2 separate regions of the Homo sapiens genome follow, and region 2 is linked to region 1. A link is a loop called in an ENCODE intact Hi-C map of the cell type or tissue named here. Cell type or tissue: gastrocnemius medialis. All regions are shown on one strand. Links, peaks and the distances in the headings refer to the core of each region. The heading gives the core; the rest is flanking DNA. Region 1 has its middle 6.2 kb from the start of LINC01170. Region 2 overlaps LOC107986391 (a long non-coding RNA gene).

Region 1 (2,927 bases), core at 299-2,798:
GAAAATGCATTTTCACTGAAGAGGAAAAAAGGCTAAACTGCCTGAGAAAGATTTTTATCTATCAAGTTAGCTAACATTCTTCCTTTTTTCCAAATTGGAAATTAAATATATTCATAAGCATCAATTTTTATTTGCCTCAACTGTGTCAGTGTAACATGAATGCTAACTCATGATCTACTAATGTTTGAAGCAATTATATCAAATGACATTTTTTAAATTGCAATTTAATGCAACTTTACAGAGAAGAATAACCAAATAAACATTAATATTGTAATGGAGAGAGTTTGGGTTCAGCATCAGAAAATCTCTGTGTTGAAATTCTCAGTTTGTCTCTTCCTCCTAGTGTTTTCTTGGATAGATACTCAACCTCTTTGAAGGTCAGTATCTTCATGTGTAAAACGGTGATACTAATGCTGATTGCCTACACTTGTTATGAGAACATTTGTGAAAGTCCTGGGAAATAACACTCACTAAATGATTGTTGCCCTTCCCCATTTCCAAAAAAATTGACTTCTGAAATATTTATTAATGCCTTTTTTAGCTGTAACCTATGTTTTTATGTTAGATTGTTTTACTTTTGCTTAGCACTTCTTCACTTACATATTTCCCTCTATTATTATTTGCCTTTTTAGTAGTCATCTAATATACAAATGATTAGTCATCTAATATACATCTAATATACAATTCAATTACATTGAAACATTTACATTTTCCCCAATTTTTTCCTGTAGTGAAGAATGCCCACTGGCTGTTTTTGAACAGCTTATTTTTCTCATGTCTTTGGACCACTTCCTTGACCAGGAAGTAGTGGAAGTACAATATCAGATCCAAGGGTGGGTATGGGAGGGGGAAATAAACTTTCAAAGACAAATATAAAATATTTAGAAGAAAATTAGAATTTCTGGACAGGTATGGCATTGAGAGTGATGTTTGGTTTTGCAAATGCATGATCCATTGCTCCAAATCTACCTCTGTCCTTCTCCAAGGAGGTTCTTACCGAGTAGTCTTATGCTTGGCTCATATCAAATGCTGTTCTTTTGGGAGGCAAATGGTCCTGCAGACCAGTGGAAAGGAAGTCAGTCAGAGTTAACCAGGTCAGAAACCAGCCTGAGTGAAAGATCCCACTCAGAAAGATCCAGTCACCATTCTATTCATTCTAAAGTACTTTGACTCCACTTTATCCCAGGCTGCCAGAGACTGTCTATTAATAGAGGTGTGGAACAGAACCTAGACTAAATATAAAGTGCTGGGCTCCCCAGTGGTATGTCAGCTCACTGTTGGATGCCCTTGAAATGCTGAAGGTCTACTTTTGTCAAAACCAAAGTTGCTGCTCTCATAATGAATATCTGCTAGCGGAAGTCTGAGGTTAAGAAGGATGGGAGGGTAAGGGTGCACCTGTGAGCAACTAGGGTGCCTAACACCCCTGTGATGAAACAAGCCGAGAGGGAGTAACAGCTATGGCTTGCTCATTTTGGTAATAATGTGTCATGAGCTTCTCTCTGCTGCGAATCCAATGCAAATAACAGTAAATATTTGTTGGGTGTTTTACTATGTTCTATTACTGTTCTAGAAGCTAGAGATACCACCATGAACAAAACACCAGGATACATACCTTCATGAATCTTAGATTCTGTTGAACTTTTGGTGAGTTTTGAAGGAACAAAAGAAAAACATTTTCAATTCATCAAAAAAGAAAACATTAAATGTTTGATATTTTTCTTTTCTAAATGTTAGACCTTATTTGCCTCATAAATCATGTTCTCCCAACTCTCGTTTGACACACATCACCCATCCTATTTCAACCACTTCAGAATGCTGGCCATTACACTTTTGTATACCCCAAATTAACCAGAATGTATTTTATTTAAATGGCTATAAATTTTCTTCAATCTGAGATCCCTTAGGTCCCCCTCTGTACCTATATATCACTATATGTGATGAAAGATGGAGGTGTCATGAGTTCCCAGTCAGTGGTAAGATGTAGCCTTAAAAGGAGAGTGTGACTTCATTTCTCTAGTGATGGAAGGGAAAAAGCTGTCTTTATACATTTAGGTAGACAGTAGAGGGGCCCCAGGGCTGCTACATTCTCTACCCGATACTCTTTCATTCATTCTTATCTTTTTGCCATAATTAATGGCTGCCAACAATAAATTTGCTTTAATAATCCTACCACGAAAAGCTTTTTATCTTCCATCAGTTTCAGAGATTTTAAAATACTGCGAAGAGCAGTAGGTAGGTGCCCTCCTTCTGTTTTCACAGTGTCTGTTTATGGCATCTAAGATAATCATTTTATTGCTTAATGTAGTTCATAACAGTCCCAAAATGCAACCATTCAGCACTTGTATTTTGAGAGAATGTATATTAGCAATAAAGAAACACACACACATGCGCACACACACACAGACACACACACTCCCCTTACAGACCCTCCCTCAAGATTGAATTTCCCCCATAGAATGAAAGGGAGATATTTGTGTGGACAACTAGCAGCTCCCTGCCCCTAACAACTCCACATTTGGAAGACTGAGCTTCATCTTTGCTTCAAAAGACTGCGATTTATTGCCATATCCATATCAGAGACCAATAAAAAAGCACCAGGGAGGGTGATTCTTGTGCTCCTCAAATATAAACAAATTTCTTTTCTACTAAGGATGAACACAAAGCTTTATAGCCACTAGATAAAGCACATTAACTATGACCCTTTCTCTGGGCCATGTTTAAGAATAGAAGAAAGAACAAGAGATTATATACACAACATATGTATTATACATATATATATAATTAATATTAGCCACCACACAGTAAGGTTAATTGTTGCTTCTCTGAACACTTAATATGTTAGCAGTTGATAAATCCCACCCTGAATAGAAGTGGCTTGTATTTAGGTCACACAAAGTCATTGCCGTTTTTTAATTTAAACTGTGCAC
Region 2 (2,927 bases), core at 153-2,652, 510 kb after region 1:
GTAGCTGTGAATATAGATAAAACAAAATTTACTTGAGGTTTTAATTGTTGAAGCTGGGTGATGCATAGATAATAAGTAGTTCATTATGCCATTTTCTTTACTTTTGCATATATTCACAATTTTTAATAAGGAAAATTAGAAATAAATTCTCATTTTGAATATGTAAAAACCATGTCTAAAGCAGGATTCCTTGGAAAAATGCAGATTTGGGGAACTGTACAAAGATTTTATCATTCCAGAAATGAAGAAAGTTATTGAAGACTTTAGGGGTCATGTTGCAGGGACTAAGTAGCCTAATTGAAGAGGTTTCCACTAATGAAAATAATGGATCTAGACAATGATTATCAATGGCAGCTAACAACTCAAAAGGAGAAATAACTAGACATTAAATGCATCATAACGGAAGTACACAATACCACCTAAGAAGCATTCTTACAAAAATTTAATACCTGAAATGATCAAGCTTCTAGATCTAACTATAGAAAGTACAAGAGACAGAGGAATATATTCAATATCATTACAAGGAAGCAATTAGAAAAGTCCAGACTGAGAAACTCTATTGACAAATGACCTAGGCTCTTCTCCTCAAATGAACTGAAGGAGAGAAGAGGGGAAGGGGTGAAGAAAGAATAAGAGAGAGTGAGAGCAGAAGAGAAAGAGGGAATCTATAGTTTACAGGAGTCTTAAGAGACATTTTTAACAATTAAATGTTACGGACATCTTTTAGATTTTATTCAAAAAGTATTTTGAAAATTTGACAGGGAAATTTCAACACTGGATATGTGAAAATAATAATTATTGTTAATTTTTTAGTATTTAATGTTATTTTGGCTTTTTAAAAGCAAAGTAGTCCTAATCTTTCAGTAATATACTATGAAATATTTATGGATATAATGATATGAACTGTGACTTATTTTATAATAACCCAGAAGTTGAGTTACAGCATAATAAAAATTGACCACAAGTTGATAATTGTTGAAACTAGACAATAAGTAATCGAATGAGCTATTCTATTCTTTCTACCTTTGTACATTTGAAAGTCACATTATAAAATGTTAATAACAACAAAACTCCAAAAGCCAAGGCCCAAAGACATTTAGTGACTTGCCCGATACTATGTATGTAATTAGGAGCAGTTCAGACCTGAAACTGGACTCTTGACTTCCAATCAAATACTCTTTCCCTTATAACAAGCTGTTTTGCAGGGAAGCCAAACTTCTGGGATACCAGATACCTGCCCAAAGCTTGACAAGTCAATGGGTGAACTGGGAAATACACTATGGTGCTATCAAATACTCATACAAGCAGCTCATCAGCAAGCAGCCAAGTGGCAAATTGGGATTGCCTGGGAGTGCACAGCAGCTGTTGACTTTTGAAGTATTGCCCGGAGCTCTTGGCTTTTCCCCATTTGGTCTTTAAGAGAGCCATTTGAAAAACAGGCTAGCCTTCAGAATGCCCAAACATAGTTGAAAGGCTGCTTAGTTTGTACCTAGACTTTTCTTGATTGCATCATAACAATGTTTTTGCTGAGATTTATATAGTAAGACCAACATGATGTCTCATGATGATAGCTAAGGTTACAGGGCCTGGACATCAGAGATTAGAGGATAGTCAGGTTGGAGTTTATTTATTTATTTAATTTTTGAAATGGAGTTTCACTGTTATCACCCAGGCTGGAGTGCAATGGTGTGATCTTGGCTCATTGCAACCTCCACCTCCCGGGTTCAAGCAATTCTCCTGCCTCAGCCTCCGGAGTAGCTGGGATTACAGGCGCCTGCCACCACGCCTGGTTGATTTTTGTATTTTTAGTACAGATGGGGTTTCACCATGTTGGCCAGGCAAGTCTCGAATTCCTGACCTCAGGTAATCTGCTTATTTCCACATTTACTAAGTTGGCTGATTCACTGGACACTAAAGCTAAGTAACCTTTGATGTGGGTCTGGCATTGTTGAGACACCTGAGCTGGTGAGAAGGTCTGTGGGCAGATGAATAATGAAGATCATACCGAAATTCAGAAAGGTGACAAAATAGCAGTGGCAGCAGTACCCAATCAGGAAAAAGGCAGGCAAATCCTTCAAAGTCAGCAAATACTGAACCAATATTTAAATGCAGCTAGCTAGGCACATGCTCATTGCCATTACATATCATCCTTATTTCTGGGTTTTCTTACAATGTATTCAGAGGTAGACGATCTCTGTGGAGGGGATTTGTGGGAAAGAAAGGCAAGGTCATATTTTTCTATTGTCAGTGCTAATATTAATACTCTCAGCTTTTCAAAGTCGGTATTCAGGTGGTTGCTCCTGGTGGAGATCTATTGCTTTCTCCTGTCCAGTGTCCCGTTTGTTTTTCCAGCAACATCCCATACTTTCTTTGAAAAACAATCACTTCCCCATCATGTGCAGTGTTGGTAAAATTGTTAATCAAATGGGCACCTCAGTGAAGTTTTGCTAATCTGACTCTTTCTAGAGGAAGTTTGGATATTGCAGTTATGATTCACCCCAGCAGTGGCATCCTATAAGAGAGTGGCTATTGGATCATGCTCCTGGAGCTCCAGAACTTAGCTACTCAGAAACTTACCTTTAATTTTGTTATTTGTTCCCTATGATCTATAAGATTCTCTTTTTGCTTAAGTCAGAATTGGTTTATGTTGCTTAAAACCAAATCTAAATGACATACCATTCACAAATCATAGCCAGCTACTAAAGGAACAAATCAAGAATATTTAATATTCCTCTAGTATGAGGTAAGGCAGTACTTTGAGCCATACTTAACACAGGTTTTTGGCATCTAGTAGAATAAAATCTTTTTTTTTTTCTGAGACGGAGTCTCGCTCGGTCACCCAGGCTGGAGTGCAGTGGCGTGATCTCGGCTCACTGCAAGCTCCGCCTCCTGGGTTCACGCCATTCTCCTGCCTCAGCCTCCCGAGT

The links. A loop is a pair of places that touch in the nucleus more often than their neighbours do. Peaks named below come from ENCODE experiments on the same cell type or tissue, not always from the same donor. Only the 100,000 strongest peaks of a DNase experiment are listed, where the experiment ranks them.
Region 2: a loop joins it to region 1, with 2.1 times the contacts of the local background. A loop is called at or near these places in 1 of 110 quality-filtered maps.

Annotation. Positions count from the first base shown.
Region 1 is chr5:124,443,261-124,446,187 of GRCh38, forward strand. No RefSeq gene overlaps it. Among named protein-coding and RNA genes, the nearest start is that of LINC01170, 6.2 kb to the left of the region's middle. In gastrocnemius medialis, for the core only: no CTCF peak of the experiment used is centred there; no DNase peak of the experiment used is centred there; H3K27ac peaks cover 1,544 bases.
Region 2 is chr5:124,955,319-124,958,245 of GRCh38, forward strand. The region is part of intron 3 of LOC107986391 (a long non-coding RNA gene); the gene reads left to right. Among named protein-coding and RNA genes, the nearest start is that of ZNF608, 210 kb to the left of the region's middle. In gastrocnemius medialis, for the core only: no CTCF peak of the experiment used is centred there; a DNase peak (open chromatin) is centred at 1,363; H3K27ac peaks cover 1,378 bases.